2 separate regions of the Homo sapiens genome follow, and region 1 is linked to region 2. A link is a loop called in an ENCODE intact Hi-C map of the cell type or tissue named here. Cell type or tissue: PC-9. All regions are shown on one strand. Links, peaks and the distances in the headings refer to the core of each region. The heading gives the core; the rest is flanking DNA. Region 1 overlaps CLIP2 (CAP-Gly domain containing linker protein 2). Region 2 holds the start of RFC2 (replication factor C subunit 2).

Region 1 (10,399 bases), core at 2,399-10,398, 60 kb after region 2:
CTTCCGGGTGCTCCTCGGGGACAGGGGGGCTGCTCCCCCTCTGCACCCTTCTCCCCCTCCCACAGCAAGGGTGGCCGGGCCTGACTGAATGCCGCCTTGGTTCTCCTCTCCTGCCAGCTCTTTGGTTTCCTTTGTGAGCCGTGGCAGGCGGACGCTGTCCCCAGAGGCCAGGGGGCTCACAAATGTTATTCCAGGGCTGGGCTCGGCAGGATGGGAGGTAGGGAAGGGCCAGACCCGGGTCTGATTCCAGGACAGCCACTTAGCAGTGTGTGACTTTGAGTCCCCGAACTTCTCTGCACTCGGGAAGCTCCACCTGTCAGAGGACCTCTGCCTTGTGCAGGGGCTGGGGAGGACATGAGGCCACATTCGTGCAATGCCTGGTAGACAGTAGGTTCGTTTTTTTGTTTTTGGTTTTGTTTTGTTTGAGTGTCGATCTGTCGCCCAGGCTGGAGTGCAATGGCACCATCTCGGCTCACCACAACCTCCGCCTCCTGGGTTCAAGTGATTCTCCTGCCTCAGCCTCCCTAGTAGCTGGGACTACAGGTGCCCACCACCATGCCTGGCTAATTTTTTTGTATTTTTAGTAGAGACAGGGTTTCACTCTGTTGGCCAGGCTGGTCTCAAACTCCTGACCTTGTGATCTGCCCGCCTCAGCCTCCCAAAGTTCTGGGATTACAGGCATGAGCCACCGTGCCCGGCAACAGTAGGTTCTTCATACTGGAGGCTGCTGGGGGGTGGTTCAGGAGGGCTGGAGGTTAATTTTGGGAGCGTTCCCTGGGAGTAGTGTTTCTGGGGATTTGTGTCCTCTGGGCGGCTGTAGGTGTGTTGTCGTGGGAATTCCAGATCATGGCTCTGTGCCAGGCACCATGGCTCAGGCTGGGTTCCCAGAGAGGAGAGACTATGGCCCTGCCTGAAGTTGCCTGTAAGCTCCCAGGTGGCATGACGAAGACAGACAAGAACAGCATACTCTCTCCTCCTTGGCTCCACATGTGATCCTGAGGTCTCTGTGGGCCGAAGGTCCTGAGAGACTTCCTGGAGGAGGTGGCATCAGGCTAGGTGTCAGTAGGTAATGCAAATAGGAGAAGTGAAGCAGGTGGGAGAAAAGACACAGGTGGCCTCTGGGAGGTGGGACAGTGTCAGGCGGGTGGTAAGGACTGCAGGGTCATCTGCAGGAGCCTCCAGTGCCAGGGACAGGGTTCTCACGCCTGATCTCTGCCTCAGAGGGGATGCTGGCTGGTTGGGAGGCCAGACCGGCTGTGTGATGACCTGTGGTGTCTGACCAGCTGGGCTGATCACCACAAGCCACTCAGACCTGAGTGCTATGTCCTAAGGAGGTGAGAATGGTGTCCTGGACTTCTCACCTCTTGGGTAAGTATCATTCATTCATTCATTCATAATCTAGTTTGTTTATTTATTTATATTTATTTATTTTGAGATGGAGTCTCGCTTTGTTGCCCAGGCTGGAGCATGGTGGTGCGATGTCAGCTCACTGCAACCTCCGCCTTCCGGGTTCAAGCGATTCTCCTGCCTCCACCTCCCAAGTAGCTGGAACTACAGGTGTGTGCCACCACGCCCAGCTAATTTTTGTATTTTTAGTAGAGACAGGGTTTCACCACGTTGGCCGGGCTGGTCTCAAACTCCTGACCTTCAGTGATCTGCCTGCCTCGGCCGTCTTTTCATGTGCTTATGGGCTGTTTATATATCTTCTTTGGTGAAATGTGTATTCAAAGTGCTGAGATTACAGGCGTGAGCCACCATGCCCGGCCCTTTTTAAAAAATTTTTTTAACTTTTTTAGAGACAGGGTCTCACTCTGTCACCCAGGCTGGAGTGTGGTAGTGTGATCACAGCTCACTGCAGCCTCAACCTCCTGGGCTGAAGCAATCCTCTCACCTTAGCCTCCCCAGTAGCTCGGACTACAGGCATGCACCACCACACCTGGCTACATTTTGTATTATTTTGTAGAGATAGATTTTCGCCATGTTGCCCAGGCTGGTCTCAAACTCCTGAGCTCCAGCAATTCACCCACCTCGGCCTCCCAAAGTGCTGGGATTACAGGTATAAGCCACTATGCCCGGCCTCTCCCATCTTAAGTGTATGGTTTGGGCCCAGCATAGTGGCTCACACCTGTAATCCCAGCACTTGGGGAGGCCAATGCAGGTGGGTCACCTGAGGTCAGGAGTTTGAGACCAACCTAGCCAACATGATGAAACCCCGTCTCTACTAAAAATTAATTGTATGGTTTGATGACTTCTAGTATAAACATAGAGTTGTGCAACTATCACCACACCCCAGTTTTAGGACATTTCTACTACCCAGAAAGTTCTCTGTGCCCATTTGCAGCCAATCTGTGTTTCCAGGCCCAGGCAACCACTAATCTGCATTCTGTGTATACGGTTTTGAAATTTCATATGAACGGATTCATACAATATGGAGTCCTTCGTGTCTAGTTTCTTCTACTTAGCAAAATGTTTTAAACATTCATCCGGCCGGGCGTGGTGGCACACGCCTGTAATCCCAGCACTTTGGGAGGCTGAGGCGGGTGGATCACCTGAGGTCAGGAGTTCGAAACCAGCCTGGTCAACATAGTGAAACCCTGTCTCTACTAAAAATACAAAAATTAGCCGGGCGTGGTGGCACACACCTGTAGTTCCAGCTACTTGGGAGGTGGAGACAGGAGAATCGCTTGAACCCGGGAGAATCGCTTGAACCTGGGTGACAGAGCGAGACTCCATCTCAAAAAAAAAAAAAAAGCATTCATCTATGTTGCACATATCAGTAGTTCTTTATTGCTAAGAAGTATTCTATTATATAAATATACCACTTTGGGCCAGGCATGGTGGCTCATACCTTTAATCCCAGCACTTTGGGAGGCTGAGGTGGGGGGAATTGCTTGAGTCCAGGAGTTCAAGACCAGCTTGGGCAATATGGCAAGACCCTGTCTCTACAAAAAAAAAAAAAAAAAAAAAAAAAAAAAAAAAAAAAAAAAAGTTCAGCCAGGCGTGATGGCGCATGCCTGTAGTCCCCTACTGGGGAGGCTGAGGTGGGAGGATTCTTTGAGCCCAGGAGGTCGAGGCTGCAGTGAGCCATGATCATGCCACCACACTCCAGCCTGGGTGACAGAGACCTGTCTCTGTTCTAAAATAAAAATGAAGACTGGTCATGGCGGCTCAATCCTGTAATCTCAGCACTTTGGTAGGCTGAGGCAGGAGGATCCTTTCAGTCCAGGAGTTCGAGACTAGCTTTGGCAACATAGTGAGACTCCAGCTGCAAAAAATAAAAAGTTAGCTGGGCATGGTAGCACTCGCCTTTGGTCCCAGCTACCCAGGAAGCTGAGGTGGGAGGATCACTTGAGCCCAGGAACTTCCAGGCTGCAGTGAACCATGATTGCACCACTACACTCAGCCTGGGTGACAGAGTGAGACCCTGTCTCAAAAATAAAAATAAAATTAAAATGAAAAACAGCTGCCCTACTTTTGTTTGTACAGGCACTGGTTGATGGAGATTTTACTTTTGGGCTGTTATGAGTAAAGCTGGTATGAACACTTGTTTATAAAACTTTCTATGGACACATATTTTTGCTTCTCTTGGGTGGTTGGGTTATATGGGAGGTGTATTTTTAACTTTCTTTTTTTTTTTTTGAGACAAGGTCTCACTTTGTCATCCAGGCTAGAGTGCAGTGGCACAATCTTGGCTCACTGCAACCTCTGCCTCCTGGGTTCAAGCGATTCTTGTGCCTCAGCCTTCCAGGTAGTTGGGACCACAGGCACACGCCACCATGCCCTGCTAATTGTTTTTGGATTTTTGGTAGAGATGGGGTTTCGCCATGTTGCCCAGGCTGGTCTCCAACTCCTGGGCTCAAGCTATCTGCCTGCCTCGAGCTCCTATTTTTAACTTTTTTTTTTTTTTGAGACGGAGTCTTGCTCTGTTGCCCAGGCTGGAGTGCAGTGGTGCGATCTCAGCTCATTGCAAGCTCTGCCCCCTGGGTTCACGCCATTCTCCTGCCTCAGCCTCCCGAGTAGCTGGGACTACAGGTGTCTGCCACCACGCTCGGCTAATTTTTTGTATTTTTAGTAGAGATGGGGTTTCACTGTGTTAGCCAGAATGGTCTCGATTTCCTGAACTCGTGATCTGCCCGCGTCAGCCTCCCAAAGTGCCGGGATTACAGGCATGAGCCACTGCACTCGGCCACTATTTTTAACTTTTTAAGAAACTGCCCAACTGTTTTCCGAAGTGATTGTACCATTTTTTATTTCCACCAACACTACGAGCATTTCAGTTGTTCTGCATCCTCATCAGCACTTGGTATTGTCAGCTTTTCAAATTTTTAGCCATTTCCCTTGATGGGAAGTGGTATCTCTTGTTTTGATCTGTATTGCCTGGATGAGTAATGATGTTAGTCATCTTTTCATGTGCTTATGGGCTGTTTGTATATCTTCTTCGGTGAAATGTATATTCAAACCTTTCACCCATTTTTAATTGGGTTGTTGTCTTCTTAGCAAGTTGCAGAGTTCATTATGTTTCCTGAATACCAGCCCTGGCTGGGCGTGGTGGCTCACACCTGTAACCCCAGCACTTCCAGAGGCAGAGGCAGGAGGATTGCTTGAGCCCAGGAGTTTGAGACCAGCCTGGGCAATGTAGCTAGACCCAGTCTCTACAAAAAATAAAAAACAATTAGCCAGGCATGGTAGGGTGCACCTGTAGTCCTAGCTATCCAGGAGGCTGAGACGGGAGGATTGCTTGAGCCCAGGAGTTGGAGGCTGCAGTGAGCTATGATCGTGTCACTGCACTCCAGCCTGGGCGATAGAGCAAGACCACATCTCAAGAATAAAAAAAAAAAAAAAGAAAGAAAGAAAAAGAAAAGAATGCAAGTCGGGCCAGGCATGATGGCTTACACCTGTAATCTCAGCACTTTGGGAGGCTGAGGCAGGTGGATCATTTGAGGTCAAGAGTTCAAGACCAGCCTGGCCAACATGGTGAAACACCATCTCTACTAAAAATACAAAAATTAGCCAATGTGGTGGCAATGGGACGCCTGTAGTCCCAGCTACTTGGGAGGCTGAAACAGGAGAATCACTTGAACCTGGGAGGCGGAGATTGCAGTGAGCTGAGATTGCACCACCTGGGTGACAGAGCAAGACTCCGTCTCCAAATAAATAAATAAATAAAATAATGAAAGTTTGTTATTAGATACGATTTATAACTGTTTTCTCTGTGGGAGGGATTTTGGGCAGAGAAGAGGCCCTGGTGGGGGGGCGGGGGTCAGGAGGCGGAGGGAGTTCCTTGCACCTCACTTGAGTCTCAGCAATGCTCTCCCTTCTCTGCATCTGGAATTCCTAGGTGAGAGGGTCCCCCAGCTGAGCCACGGGAGCAGGAGGCTCATTTGGTCACCCACAAGGTGGGATATTTACTGTCACCAGAGACCATCCCCACTCACCTTTGCTGGCATTGGAAATGCTGACCCAGCCTAACCAAGCTCTCGGAGAGCTGTGCCCAAAGCTCACAGTCCGGCTCCCTCATTGAACAAGCCACCAGGAGGGCCAGGTTCTGAGGACGAAGGGAGCAGCCTTGTACCCCAGCATGATTGACTCCCGGCCCCCAGAATTCCCGGGGCACCAGGGGCGTTGGAATGTTGGATTTAGCAGCCCTGAGGGCCAGGGCTGGCAGGCATGCCCAGTGCTCTCGTGGGCGCACCCCGGCATGTCGGCTCCACTGCTGTGTGCCTGGGGGCAGCTTGTTTTCCTCTGCTCTTAAAACTGCCAGTCTGAGGGAGGAAGTGATCCTTCACTCGGATGTGCCAGGACAGGTAGTAGCATTGCTGACTCATCGGATGCCCTCACGCACATTCCTGACGCGAGCATTGTGGGTTGGCATCTGTATTCATCAGAATTTTTTTGGAAATGCAAATGACATTGTCCCTCAAATAGGTTTAGGAAAAAAAAAAAGGCCAGGTACAGTGGCACACACCTGTAATCCCAGCACTTTGGGAGGCTGAGGTGGGAGGATTGCTTTACCCCAGGAGTTTGGGACCAGCCTGGGCAACATAGTGAGACCCTGTCTCTACAAAAAACTTGTAAACTTAGCCGGGGCAGGGGATGGTGGTGGTGGCATGCACCTGTGGTCCCAGCTACTCGGGAGCCTGGGAGGTTGAGGCTGCAGTGAGCTGAAATTGTACCACTGCACTCCAGCCTCCAGCTGGAGTGGCTCACGCCTGTAATTCCAGCACTTTGGGAGGCCGAGGGGGGCAGATCATGAGGTCAGGAGATCGAGACCATCCTGGCTAACATGGTGAAACCCCGTCTCTACTAAAAAATATAAAAAATTAGCCAGGTATGGTGGCAGGTGCCTGTAATCCCAGTTACTCGGGAGGCTGAGGCAGGAGAATGGCATGAACCCGGAAGGCAGAGCTTGCAGTGAGCCGAGATTGCGCCACTGCACTCCAGCCTGGGCGACAGAGTGAGACTCCATCTCAAAAAAAAAAAAAAATGAAGAGCCCAAGTGGCCAGCTTCAGGCTCAGCTGGATCTAGGCCCTCCTCGGGACTCAGCTGTGCTGTCTCTGTGTTGGCACCGTTCCCTGGCAGGCTCTCCCATGCGGTAACCAGGATGGCCCCTGCAGCTTCTGGCTTCCATCCTACACCCAGGCAGCCCCAGAGCAGGGAGAATTCTTCCTAAAGGTTTCAGCCACAGCCTAGGCCCTGAGACGCCTCACCTGATCTTCTCTGATGGCCAGGCCTGCATTATGCATCCCCTCTAGGAGTGGGAATCGGGTCAACCCACATAAGTCATATGAACCAAGGATGGGGAAAATGTAGGCTGGGAGCAGTGGCTCATGCCTGTAATCCCAGCACTTTGGGAAGCCGAGGCGGTAGAATTGCCTGAGGTCAGCAGTTTGAGACCAGGCTGGCCAAGATGGCAGAAACCCCCTCTCTACTAAAATACAAAAATTAGCCGGGCCTGGTGGCGGGCGCCTGTAGTCTGACTTACTCAGAGGCTGAGGCAGAAGAATTGCTTGAAACCAGGAGATGGAGGTTGCAGTGATCCAAGATCGTGCCACTGCACTCCAGCCTGGGTGTCAAAGTGACTCTGTCTCAAAAAAAAAAAAAAAAATTGGGGAAAAGGGACCGGGTGCGGTGGCTCATGCCTGTAATCCCTGCATTGTGGGAGGCAGAGGTGGGAGGATCACTTAAGGTCAGGCGTTCAAGACCAGCCTGGCCAACATAGTGAAACCCCACATCTACAAAAAATACAAAAATTAGCCAGGCATGGTGGCAGATATCTGTAGTCCCAGCTACTCAGGGGACTGAGGCAAGAGAATCACTTGAACCCAGGAGGCAGAGGTTGCAGTGAGCTGAGATCATGACACTGCACTCCAGCTTGGGCAACAGAGTAAAACCCTGTCTCTAAAAATAATAATAATAACAAAATGAGTGAAGAAAAGGTTTCTTCAAAATCTGTGACCACAGATATGGCTGGACAGACAAGGGCATCTCCTGTATCAGAGATTTCCTGTGTTTCCGAGGTCCAGACATGAGGATGCTTTTGCCTGGAATCCTCCATCCGACTATGGTGCTCTGAATTTTCTCTCCCCATTGGACGGTGCTCCCCAGGGCAGAGGCCGAGTCCTGCCTGCAGCTCTGGGGCAGAGATGGGGCCTGGCTCATGGTGAGCCTTCTGGAAACATTGGGTGCAGGAAAGTTTGTGAGTATAGGATAGTGGGGAAGAGGCCTGGGGGTGGGGGGCTTGTCCACCCCTCCGGCCCCCTGCAGCCAGTCCCATCTTGCTGCCCCCTGACCCCCTAAACAGATAGCATCATGCCTGGAGGCTTTGCTCCTCTCCAGAGTCCCTTTTGTAAAGCGCTGGTGCTCCTATAAGCTCTTCTGTGCTTCATCATAAGGACACAAAGCTGGCCGGGCGTGGTGGCTCACGCCTGTAATCCCAGCACTTTGGGAGGCGAGGCGGGAGGATCACTTGAGGTCAGGAGTTTGAGAGCAGTCTGGCCAACATGGCAAAACCCTGTCTCTACTAAAAATACAAAAATTAGCCGGGCGTGGTGACGGGTGCCTGTAATCCCAGCTACTTGGGAGGCTGAGGCAGGAGAATGGCTTGAACCTGGGAGGTGGAGGTTGCAGTGAGCCGAGATGCTGTCACTGCGCTCTAGCCTGGGCGAGAGAGCGAGAGTCCGTCACAAAAATACATTTAAAAAAATAATAAAGACACAAAGCTTTTGATTCTGAGGTTACTGTACTAGCAAGCATCACACACTTTTTTTTTTTGCCATGATTAATATGTAATCTTTGCTTTTAGCCCTTTTAAAAATATTTTGTTTTTATTATTTGTAGAGAACAGGGTCTCACTATGTTGCCCAGGTGGGTCTTGAGTTCCTGGGCTCAAGTGATCCTCCTGCCTTGGCCCCCCAAAGTGCTGGGATTACAGACATGAGCTACCACACCTGGCCCTTGTTTTTTCTTTTTTTCTTTTCTTTCTTTTTTCTTTTTTTTTGAGATGGAGCCTCACTCTGTTGCCCAGGCTGGAGTGCAGTGGTGCGATCTCGGCTCACTGCAGCCTCCTCCTCCTGGGTTCAAGTGATTCTCCTGCCTCAGCCTCCTGAGTAGCTGGGATTACAGGTGCCCGCCAACATGCCCAGCTAATTTTTGTATTTTTAGCAGAGTTGGGGTTTCCGCCACGTTGGCCAGGCTGGTCTCAAACTCCTGACCTCAGGTGATCCGCCCACCTCAGCCTCTCAAGGTGTTGGGATTACAGGCGTGAGCCACCTCTCCCAGCCCTTTTTTTTTTTTTTTTAAATTTTAAATTCTGGGATACATGTGCAGGATGTGCAGGTTTGTTACATAGGTAAACGTGTGCCATGGTGGTTTGCTGCACCTATCAACCCATCACCTAGGTATTAAGCCCAGCATGCATCAGCTATTTTTCCTGATGCTCTCCCTCCCCCCGCCCCCACAACAGGCCCCATTGTGTTGTTCCCCTCCCTGTGTCCATGTGTTCTCATTGTCCAGCTCCGACTTACAAGTGAGAACATGTGGTGTTTGGTTTTCTTTTCCTGTGTTAGTTTGCTGAGGATAATGGCTTCCAACTCCATCCATGTCCCTGCAAAGGACATCATCTTGTTCTATTTTACGACTGCATTTTTTTGTTTTTGTTTTTGTTTTTGTTTTGAGACAGAGTCTTGCTCTGTCACCCAGGCTGGAGTGCAGTGGTGCCGTCATAGCTCACTGCAGCCTTGGCCTCTCAGGCTCAAAAAATCCTCCCACCTTTGCCCCACAAGTAGCTGGGACTACAGGCATGCGCCACCACGCCTGGCTAATTTTTTATTTTTTATTTTCTGTAGCGACAAAGTCTTGCTACGCTACCAAGGCTGGTTTTGAACTCCTGGCCTCAAGCAATCCTCCCACCTTGGCCTCCCAAAGTGTTAGGATTACAGGTGTGAGCCACTGCCCCCAGCCCTTTTAGGGCTTTTTTTTTTTTTCTTTTGAGACAAGAGTCTCACTCTGTTGTCCAGGCTGGAGTGCAGCAGCGTGACCTCGGCTTACTGCAACCACCGCCTCCTGGGTTCAAGTGATTCTTGTGCCTCAACCTCCCGAGTAGCTGGGACTACAGGCATGTGCTACTAAGCCTGGCTAATTTTTGTATTTTTAGTAGACACAGGGTTTCACCATGTTGGCCAGCCTGGTCTTGAACTCCTGACCTCAAGTGATCCACTCGCCTCAGCCTCCCAAAGTGCTGGGATTACAGGCATCAGCCACTGCACCTGGCCCCTTTTAGGGCTTTTAATGACCATAGTCAGCATGCAGCTCACGCTTTGAAAAGGTTTTACTCTGTCACCCAGGCTGGAGTGCCCTGGAGCTCACTGCAGCCTCAAACTCCTGGGCTCAAGCGATCCACCAGCCTCAGCCTCCCAGAGTGCTGGGATGACAGGCCACTGTACCCAGTCTAAAAGTGGTCTTTGTTGCAAACAGTTTGATGGATGCTCTTGGGATAGAAGATGAAACATCTTTCAATTGTAATAAATTTCTGCAACCAAATAAATAAAGACACAAAGCTTTAATGGTGGGAAGGCAGGCAGAGGTCATGGCTAGATGACGGCCTGGTGTGGAGTTGAGGCAGGTAACTGCACACCAGGATATAAGAGGGTAAGGCAATAGCCTCTCTGTGTGTTTGTCCTGCCCATGCAGTAGAGGGGGTGCGTGCTGGGATGGTGAGTCTGAGAGCGGGAATCTGGCCTGTGCGGCAACGGGAGCAGTGAGCTGATAGGTTAAATCGGGTGTTGCCTCGTCCAGCCCACCTCAGGAGGGATGTGTGTTGCTTGATGGCCCTTGAGGGTCTGGGGGCCATTGGGAAGTGATGATGTGATCTCTCCTGTCTCTGCCCGCAGGTGAGTGAAG
Region 2 (10,591 bases), core at 654-8,653:
GTCAGGAGTTCAAGACCAGACTGGCCAACATGGCGAAACCCCGTCTCTACTAAAAATACAAAACTTAGCTGGGCGTGATGGCAGGCACCTGTAATCCCAGCTAGTCGGGAGGCTGAGGTACAAGAATCGCTTGAACCTGGGAGGGAGAGGTTGCGGTGAGCAGAGATTGCACCACTGCACTCTAGCCTGGGTGACAGAGTGAGACTCCGTTTCAGAAAAAAAAATAAATAAATAAATAAAAAAAAATACAGCAACCAACCCCAGGCCTCCCAACTAGAGTGAAACACTTCCCTTTGCCGGGGGAATGGGAAGGGGCTCTCCAGGGAGGCAGCGCTGTGCACAAGAAAGCAGTTCAGCGGACAGTGGGATGAGACATGGAGACACTCAACAGGCCCAGGGCTGGGTACTCACCGCAATGATGATGTTGGGCACATTTCCTTCCCTTGCAAAGACCTACGGCGAAAATGATCATTAAAACCGGTTAAAACTTGCTTCTGGATGACTACATAAAAAAGATAGAAAAAAGAACAAACAAGCAGGTTAAAACTCGGCTGAGCACAATGGCTCAGGCCTGTAATCCTAGCAGTTTGGGAGGCCAAGGCAGGACAATCACTTGAGGCCTGAGGCCAGCCTGGGCAACACAGTGAGACTCTGTCTCCTCAAAAAATAAACAAAATTAGCCAGGTGTGGTGGTGTGCTCCTGTACTCCCAGCTACTCGGGAGGCTAAAATGGGAGGATCGGTTGAGCCTGAGAAGTGGAGGCCGCAGTGAGCTGTGACTGCACCACTGCACTCCAGCCTGGGAAAGAGTGGGACCCTGTCTCAAAAACAAAAAAAAAAAAACACAAAACCTGGTTAATTTGTAAGCTTTAGGAGCTGAATCTCCCCAGCTACACAGCCTGTGTAGTAAACGTGGCTACAAATTTATCCACATGGACTGGATGCCCCATGGAACTCTCACCTCAAGTTCTTTTTATTCTTTTAGAGATGCACTCTGGCTGTCACCCAGGCTGGAGTGCAGTGGTGTGATCAAGGCTCACCGCAGCCTCCAATTCCCAGGCTCAAGTGATCCTCCTGCTTTGGCCTCCCGAGTAGCTGGGACTACAGGTACTCACCTCGGCATCTTCAAAACTGAACACTTCATTCTCCTGTACAAACCTGAGGCCCCACCCATGTTTCCCACCATGGACTGTCTATGCCATGAAGTTGAGGTTGCCATCATCTTGGTTTGGCCTCATCCTCACCCTGAGTACTTCAATAACCAGGGCTTCACCATCCTCCTCCTTCGTCTCCAGCGTCCTTTACTTCTCTCCATCCCTTCTCTCCATCCCGGCTACCACTTTCTTAAGCCCATTATCTCGTCTGATTGCTATCAATGGGCCATTAAGTGGTCTCCATGCTCCCATTCAAATCCATTTCCCATCCTGTAACCACGACCACTTTCCTAAAGTACACACCTATTAAAACATTTTTTTTTTTGAGATGGAGCTTTGCTCTTGTTGCCCAGGCTGGAGTACAATGGCACAATCTCGGCTCACTGCAACCTCCGCCTCCCGGGTTCAAGCGATTCTCCTGCCTCAGCCTCCTGAGTAGCTGGGATTACAGACGCCCACCACCATGCCTGCCTAATTTTTATTTTTAGTAGAGACGGGGTTTTGCCATGTTGGCCAGGCTGGTCGTGAACTCCTGACCTTAGGTGATCCACTCGCCTTGGCCTCCCAAAGTGCTGGGATTACAGGTGTGAGCCACCACACCCGGCCCTATTAAAACATTTTTCCCTAACTGAAATCCTTGACTCCTCCCTGCCCTCACTATGAAGCCCAAACTCTTTTTGTTTCTCAAAGTAAGGGTGTCCACTCTGTCACCTAGGCTAGAGTGCAGTGGCGTGATCATAGCTCACTGCAGCGTCAAACTCCTGGGCTCAAGGGATCCTCCTGCCTTGGCCTCGAGTAGCTGGGATTACAGGCACTTGTCACCATGCCCAGTTTGAACCTCAGACTCTACAGGCATGTGCCACCACACCCAGCTCATTCTTAAATTTTTTCGTAGAGACTGGTTTCACCACATTGCCCAGGCTGATCTCAAACACCTGGCCTCAAGTAATCTGCCCGCCTTAGCCTCCCAAGGTGCTGGGATTACAGGTGTAAGCCACTGTGCCCAGCCTTAGGTCATCTTTTAAAAACCTACTCAAGGCCGCTCGTGGTGGCTCACGCCTGTAATCCCAGCACTTTGGGAGGCCGAGGCAGGCGGATCACGAGGTCAGGAGTTCAAGACCAGCCTGGCCAACACGGTGAAACCCCATCTCTACTAAAAATAAAAAAATTAGCCAGGCGTGGTGGCGTGTGCCTGTAGTCCCAGCTACTGGGGAGGCTGAGGCAGAAGAATTGCTTAAACCCAGGAGGCGGAGCTTGCAGTGAGCTGAGATGGCGCCACTGCACTCCAGCCTGGGCGACAGAGCGAGACTCCATCTCAAAAAAAAAAAAAAAAAAGGCCGGGCGCGGTGGTTCACGCCTGTAATCCCAGCACTTTGGGAGGCCGAGGTGGGCAGATCACGAGGTCAGGAGATCGAGACCATCCTGGCTAACACGGTGAAACCCCATCTCTACTAAAAATACAAAAAAAATTAGCCAGGCATGGTGGCGGGCGCCTGTAGTCCCAGTTACTCCGGAGGCTGAGGCAGGAGAATGGCGTGAACCCAGCAGGCAGAGCTTGCAGAGAGGCCAGATTACGCCAATGCGCTCCAGCCTGGGCGACAGAGGGAGGCTCCATCTCAAAAAAAAAAAAAAAAAAAAAAAAAAAGGCCAGGTGTGGTGGCTCACGCCTGTAATCCCAGCACTTTGGGAGGCCGAGGCGGGAGGATCATGAGGTCAGGAGATTGAGACCATCCTGGCTAACACGGTGAAACCCCGTCTCTACTAAAAATACAAAAAATTAGCTGGGTGTGGTGGTGGGCACCTGTAGTCCCAGCTACTGGGGAGGCTGAGGCAGGAGAATGGCATGAACCCGGGAGGCGGAGCTTGCAGTGAGCGGAGATCGCACCACTGCACTCCAGCCTGGGCGACAGAGCGAGACTCTGTCTCAAAAAAAAAAAAAGCCACTCACCTCTAGCCTGCTCACGGTGTCTTCATTCCCGACAATTTCATTCAGCTTTACTGGCCTATATTTTTCAACCCTGTTAAGAAAATGCATAAAAATGCTGACATGGTTATCTTCACACTACCCCACAAAAAGCACCTAAGGGTTATCCTGAGAGCTTTGTTAAAAAATTACATACATTCAGTACAACTATGCCAAATGGTTGCAAGTTTTAAATGTAATAAGATGACAGCCAGGCGCAGTGGCTCACACCTGTAATCCTAGCACTTTGTGAGGCTGAGGCGGGTGGATCAATTGAGGTCAGGAGTTTGAGCCCAGTCTGGCCAACATGGTGAAACCTCATCTCTACTTAAAATACAAAAATTAGCTGGATGTGGTGGTGTGCGTCTGTAATCCCAGCTACTTGGGAGGCTAAGGCACAGTAGCTCGAACCTGGGAGGCAGAAGTTGCAGTGAGCTGAGATCATGCATGCCACTATACTCCAGCCCGGGCTACAGAGTGAGACTCTGTTTCAAAAATAAATAATAAATAAATAAAATGTAATAAGATGCCCAAGTGCCATTTGAAAAGTTAAAGGCATGAGAATTGTACAGCATAGGCTTCAAACCTGCCACAGCAGAGAAACACCTGTTGCTGCTGGAGCACGGCCAGCACAGGTCATCTGGAGCAATGTGACACTGTGCTGCAACCCTGTCCGCCCGTCACAAGAGGCCCAGCACATACAGCACTGACATCATTTGGTGTGACAACATGGGTGCAACCAAGCTCCTTTCTCATCCCTTACCTGCCAGTTTCTTTTCTTTTTTTTTTTTTTGGAGACAGAGTTTTGCTCTTGTTGCCCAGGCTGGAGTGCAATGGTGCGATCTTGGGTCACTACCAACCTCAGGTGATCTGCCCACCTCAGCCTCCCAAAGTGCTGGGATTACTGGCGTGAGCCACCATGCCAGGCAAGGATTACCTGCCAGTTTCTGCAGACGTGTGCCAAATACACAGCATAGCTGGCTAGACACCGTAGGCCTAGGCTGGGTACAGTGGCTCATGCCTGTAATCCCAGCACTTTGGGAAGGCGAGGCGGACGGATCACTTGAGATCAGGACTTCGAGACCAGCCTGGCCAACATGGTGAAACCCAGCCTCTACTAAAAACACAAAATTAGCAGGGTGTGATGGTACATGCCTGTAATCCCAGCTACTAGGAAGGCTGAGGCAGAATTGATTGAACCAGGGAGATGCAGGTTGTAGTGAGCAGAAATCACACCACTGCACTCCAGCCTGTGTGACAAAGTGTGACTCCATCTAAAAAAAAAAAATTAACTGGGCATGGTGGTGCGTGCCTGTAGTCCCATCTACTTAGGAGGCTGAGGCAGGGGGATCACTTGAGCCAAGGAGCTGGACATCAGCCTGGGCAACACAGCAAAACCCCCGTCTTGATTTTTTTAAAAAAATTTCAAATGTAAATGTTATTGAACCTAACAGTCAAAATATTATTTTCAACATGTAATCGATATTTTTTTTAAAAGATTGAAGTTTTTGAAAACACTAGGTCATACACTACTATACACAAAAACTTTTGAAAAAACCAACTAGGTCAGAGTAGGTGGCCACCCGGGGTAGCCCTAATTGTCATAAGCATTGTAGTGAGCGAGACTCCGCTCGCAGAGTTTAGACCGGCCACTCTCGATCCATGTCCGTCGCCTTCTTGAAATCATCTCGATGCCACCCGGGGCCTCCTCCTCCCTCGGGATTCCCCAAAACGAGCCCCTGACCCCCGAGTTTCTCCGGAGCACGGCCCGCCACTCGCCCACCCTCACGTCCAAACGCGCCCATTCTTTACGGCCTGGGACCTCACCACGGCAGTTCGTAGTGGCCGGCGCTGCCGGGGGCCTTGCTGAAGGCAGGGGCAGGGTCAGAGTCCTGGGCCTCCACCTCGCCCGCGCCACCACAGACGGCCTCCACCTCCATTCTCGCGCCTCCTCTTCCCGCCACCCGAGGCACCGCCCCTTGACGCCGCCACGCAAGCCCCGCCCCCTGGCTTCCGCCGGGCGCGAGCGGAAGTTACGTACCCGCGCCTCTCTGTGCCTGCGAAGAGGGTTCCGGTGGTGCCCTGGCGGCCATCGCTGGAGGCCGCGGTTGCTATGGGAGACCTGGCGCCCGGCCTGGGAGCGACAGGAAGGCGAGCTGTGGCCGCGACGCCTTCCGAGAAAGCAGGTCGCTCTCGGAACGGACGTTTGTGTGTGGTTTCTGTGGAAGATCCGCTCCGCGGCGGCGTGGGAGGAGCAGGGCCTGGAGGGGTTGCGGCCAAACGCGGGCTTCGGTGTTGGGACACGGACAACGCTGGCGTCCGGGCGCTGCTGGGCAGCGGGGTCCGGGGATGACGTCTGGGGCTGCCCGTGCCCACTTTTCCAGATTGCTCTGAATGTCCTAGTGAGCTGCTCCCGTTGGGTAGGCTCCTGCGCCTCAACCGCGCTCGGTACTCGACGTTTATTATCAGGGAATTCTCGGCTGCAAGATGGGAATTCCACCCCCACCCCATTTTGCAGAGGAGGAAACTGAAACCGTCCTTTTGTCAGATGAAATGCAATGTTCATTCCAGGAAAATAGGGACTCAAGGCCGGTGCGGTGGCTCACCCCTCTAATCCCAGCACTTTGGGGGACAGAGACCGGAAGAGCGATTAAGCCCAGGAGTTCGAGACCAGCCTGGGCAACAAAGTGAGATCCCCGTCTCTACAAAAATAAAAATTAAAAAAGTAGCCGGGCGTGGTGGCGCGCACCTGCAGTTCCAGCTACTCAGGAAGCTGAGGCGGAGGAGTGCTTGAGCCCAGGAGGTGCAGGCTGCAGTGATCTCTGATCACACCACTGCACTCCAACCTGGTCTGCAGCAAGACCCTGTCTCAAAAAAGAAAAAGTAAATACTTCAACCTTGCAAGGGTTTTGAGCATTCTTATGGGCTGTTTTTCTACCCAATCTTTCCTCCCATAGCCCAAATTGTCATAATATTCAATAATGATGATCCCAGAACTTTGGGAGGCTAAGGTGGGAGGATCCCTCAAGCCGAGGAGTTTGAGACCAGCCTGGGCAACATGGTGAGACCCCATCTCTACAAAAAAAATTTTTTAAATTATCCAGTTGTGGTGGTACGCGACAGTAGTCCCAGTTACTCGGGAGGCTGAGGCAGGAGAATCGGTTGAGCCCATGAGGTTGAAGCCACAGTGAACCATGATCAAGTCAATGTACTCCAGCCCCGGGGGACAGAGTGAAATCCTGTTTCTAAAAAAATAAGAAGAAAAGAAAGTAGGTACTTCAGATTCACAAGTGCTTTGACCATTCTTTGTTTTGTTTCTTGTTTTTTGTTTTTGAGATGGAGTCTCACTCTGTCACCCAGACTGGAGTACAGTGGTGTGATCTCAGCTCACTGCAATGTCAGGCTCCCAGGTTCAAGTGATTCTCCTGCCTCAACCTCCCGAGTAGCTGGGACTACAAGCGTGTGCCACCACACCTGGCTAATACTTGTATTTTCAGTAGAGATGGGGTTTCGCCACGTTGACCAGGCTGGTCTCAAACTCCTGACTTCAAGTGATCCGCTTGCCTCAGCCTCCCAAAGTGCTGGGATTACAGGTGTGAGCCACCGCGTCTGGCCAAGCAGTTGGTTTTAACGATAGTATTAACGTATACAGATTCACAACTTAACACAGTGTTTTTCTTTCCATGTAATTTGGAAAAAATGTTTGAATTGGCCATCTCTCCCCTATTCCCCCTTTAAACTGATGGAGCGGTCTTGTCTGTTTTTTCAATCATTATTCACAGGTCTTTTATTTTTCCGGAGGAGAAAATACACACTCCTCTTGAAATATACACTTTTCTTGAAATGTCTCCGCGGTTTTTCCATAGGATTGTTCCTTTGTAATCTTCATGTTTTCCTTGTAATCACTATGACACACATCCCTCCCATCACATAACACAGTTTAGAAACTAATTTTTAATAAGTACAGAACACGGTTCCTTTCATAATTCTCCAAAAACCCCCACTCTACAGGAGGCCTTTTGGCGCTGCTAGGGCTCTCCTCTAACTGATGGAATGCCAGGAGAACCAGAGATGGAGGTGACTCTTAGGGCAAAGCTGCACTGTCAGGACATTTCTTTTTTTTAGACTGAGCCTTTTGTGACCTATTGGACTTGGGCCCAAACAGAGCTCAGAACTTAAAAACTCCAGCCGCTCCCCTGGGACTGAAAAACAGCAATGTTGGGGAACCAGGGAGTGCTGGGGAAACCACAGGCTCTTGTGAAAGGGCATAGAGTAGCCACGGAGAATTCCTCCCAGCAAATCCTTCAAATCTCAGGAAATTAAATACACACTGAGGCTAAGCTCCCAGACTGTCATCACAAGAGGGCAAGGCAGTTATACACCAAGAGGAAGCATGTAGAAAGGAAATAAAATTGAAACCAAAATCCTCTTTCCCCAAATCCAGAGGCTTCCAATCAAATTGTCAGAGAAGTCAGGCAACACATCTTAGTTTGAATGACACCTTGACTTTCACCGTTAGCTTACTTCCTGAGTTATGTTGCAGGATGTAAGGCTGAAAATCTGCTGGCGTGCCAAGATCAGGACTACAGGATAGCCTGGTTTTCTCTCTGCCCACTCCAGCCTCCATTGGCCCAGAATGTCATGCACACTTGATGCTGTTTGCCTTGTTTACATTGAATTTTAAAAGTTCATTATCTTAGTCTGGGCCTGGTGGCTCATGCCAGTAATCTCAGCACTTTGGGAGGCCCAGGCGGGAGGATCGCTTGAGACCAGGCGTTTGAGCCCAACCTGGGCAATGTAGCAAGACTCCTATCTCTATAAAAAAAAGAAAATTTAGGCCAGGTCGGTGGCTCACGCCTGTAATCCCAGCACTGTGGGAGGCCGAGGAGGGCCGATCACGAGGTCAGGAGTTCAAGACCAGCCTGGCCAGCATGGTGAAACCCCATCTGTAGTAAAAATACAAAAATTAGCTGGGCAACAAGAGCGAAACTCCATCTCAAAAAAAAAAAAAGAAAATTTATTATTTGTTTTCAAGTGGATTTCTTTGTGATTTTAAGCTATTTTTTGTTTTTGTTTTTATTTTTTTTTTATTTTGAGATGGAGTTTCGATCTTGTTACCCAGGCTGGAGTACAATGGCATGATCTCGGCTCACTGCAACTTCCGCATCCCGGGCTCAAGCAATTCTTCTGGCTCATCCTCCCATGTAGCTGGGATTACAGGCATGTGCCACCACACCCAGCTAATTTTGTATTTTTAGTAGAGACGGTGTTTCACCATGTTGGTCAGGCTGGTCTCAAACTCCCGACCTCAGGTGATCCGCCCACCTCAGCCTCCCAAAGTGCTGGGATTACAGGCGTGAGCCACCATGCCCAGCCTTTATTTATTTTTTGAGATGGGGTCTCACTCCGTCACCCAGGCTGGAGCACAGTGGCATGATATCGGCTCACTGCAACTTCTGCCTCCTAGGTTGAATAGATTTTCCTGTCTCAGCCTCCAGAGTAGCTGGGATTACAGGTGCATGCCACCATGCCCGGCTAATTTTTGTATTTTTAGTAGAGACAGGGTTTCACCATGTTGGCCAGGCTGGTCTCGAACTCCTGGGCTCAAGTGATCCACCTACCTCTGCCTCCCATAGTGCTGGGATTACAGGTGGGAGCCATCGCACCTGACTAATTTTTGTTTTTAAATGGTGATGCTATCATTTAAATAAGTGTTTCAGGCACTGCGGTCTTCCATCCCATTTATAGTTTTTCTTTTTTCTTTTTTTTGAGACGGAGTCTTGCTCTGTCACCCAGCGTGGAGTGCAGTGGTGCGATCTCGGCTCACTGCAAGCTCCACCTCCCGGGTTCATGCCATTCTCATGCCTCAGCCTTCCGAGTAGTTGGGACTACAGGCGCCTGCCACCACGACTGGCTAATTTTTTTTTTTTTTTTTTTTTGTATTTTTAGTAGAGATGGGGTTTCACCATGTTAGACAGGATGGTCTCGATCTCCTGACCTTGTGATCCACCCGCCTCGGCCTCCCAAAGTGCTGGGATTACAGGCGTGAGCCACTGCGCCCAGCCCCATTTATGGTTTTTCTAACATTTTCGTTAGCATTTTTAAAATTAGGTGCCCTGCTCATCTTCTCTGTGTCGTTCCAGTTTTAGTCTGTGCACTGCCGAAGCGAGCACTTTGTAGCATTTTCAATATTGAGAGGCACAGTGTGTACAGAAAAAACATTTCCTAGATATATCTACAGTATAAGGGTGTCTCATCTGGGTAAAATTTGTCCCCGGGTATTGCTCTGATTAGATTTATGGAATTCAGAAGCTGGTTGGAAATCATGTAAGCAGCACGTTTTCTGCCTTTAACAAATATTGACTGAGTGCCTAGAGCGGCTGGGAGGGGCACAGGAGCTTCCATTGTAGGGAGGGAAACTGACAGCAAGCGGCCAATGTTATGTTTATTTCAATGTAATTATGGGTCGGGTGCAGTGGCTCACGCCTGTAATCTCAGCACTTTGGGAGGCTGAGGCGGCCAGATCACCTGAGGTCGGGAGTTCGAGACCAGCCCAACCAACATGGAGAAACCCCATCTCTATTGCAAACACCAAATTAGCAGGGCGTGGTGGCGCATACCTGTAATCCCAGCTACTTGGGAGGCTGAGGCAGGAGAATTGTTTGAACCCGGGAGGCAGAGGTTGCAGTGAGCTGAGATTGTGCCACTGCACTCCAGCCTGGGCGACGAGAACAAAACTCCGTCTCACAAATAAAATAAAATAAATAAAAAAAAATTATGATCAGTGTCAGAAAAGGGATTGGTGGGTTGTTAGGATATCAGCAATAGGCTAACACCTCACTTGGGAGGTCAGGAAGGGCTTTGATGGGAAGGGGCATTTGGCCAGAGATGTGAACCCCCAATCTGAGATTTGAACGCCTATTGGCTTTGCCTGGAAGGACCACCTAATATCCTGTTCTGCCTCCCATTGCTCCCTACACTAACACCATGTTTATTTCTTTCTTTCTCTCTCTCTCTCTCTTTTTTTTTTTTTTTTTTGAGTTGGTCTTTTTGTATTGCCCAGGCTGGAGTGCAGTGGCGTGATCATAGCTCACTGCAGCCTTGACCTCCTGGGCTCAAGTGATCCTCCCACCTCAGCCTCCTGAGTAGCTGGGACCATAGGCACATGCCACCATGCCTGGCCAATCTGTTAATTTTTTGTAGAGACGTGGTCTCACCTTGTTGCCCAAGCTGGTCTTCAACTCCTGGGCTCCAGCGATCCTCCTGCCTCAGCCTCCCAAAGTGCTGGGATTACAGGTGTGAGCCACTGAGCCCAGCCCCTGTTTGTTTATTATTTTTCTTACCCACAATCTATATTTAGCTGGATTTGTTGCCTTGTTTACTGTTTGTTTCCCCACTAAAATGAAAATTCTTTGAGAAAAGGAACTTTCTCTGTCCTGTTCCCATTGTATCCTCATTGCCTGTAGTGGCCCAGA

What was found. Peaks named below come from ENCODE experiments on the same cell type or tissue, not always from the same donor. Only the 100,000 strongest peaks of a DNase experiment are listed, where the experiment ranks them.
Region 1: a loop joins it to region 2, with 6 times the contacts of the local background. A loop is called at or near these places in 7 of 110 quality-filtered maps.

What each region holds. Positions count from the first base shown.
Region 1 is chr7:74,307,091-74,317,489 of GRCh38, forward strand. CLIP2 (CAP-Gly domain containing linker protein 2) reads left to right here. Exons shown (of 17, transcript NM_003388.5): 2 at 10,390-10,399. Among named protein-coding and RNA genes, the nearest start is that of CLIP2, 23 kb to the left of the region's middle. RefSeq lists enhancers at 1-15, 823-1,461. In PC-9, for the core only: no CTCF peak of the experiment used is centred there; DNase peaks (open chromatin) are centred at 4,451 and 5,791; H3K4me3 peaks cover 1,243 bases; H3K27ac peaks cover 2,615 bases.
Region 2 is chr7:74,249,328-74,259,918 of GRCh38, forward strand. It overlaps RFC2 (replication factor C subunit 2), which reads right to left and starts at 5,072. Exons shown (of 11, transcript NM_181471.3): 1 at 4,944-5,072; 2 at 3,102-3,171; 3 at 412-453. The coding sequence starts at 5,056. RefSeq lists enhancers at 4,104-4,706, 4,707-5,309, 4,746-4,975, 5,310-5,912, 5,386-5,465 and 3 more and a silencer at 5,026-5,145. In PC-9, for the core only: no CTCF peak of the experiment used is centred there; a DNase peak (open chromatin) is centred at 5,194; H3K4me3 peaks cover 2,872 bases; H3K27ac peaks cover 2,342 bases.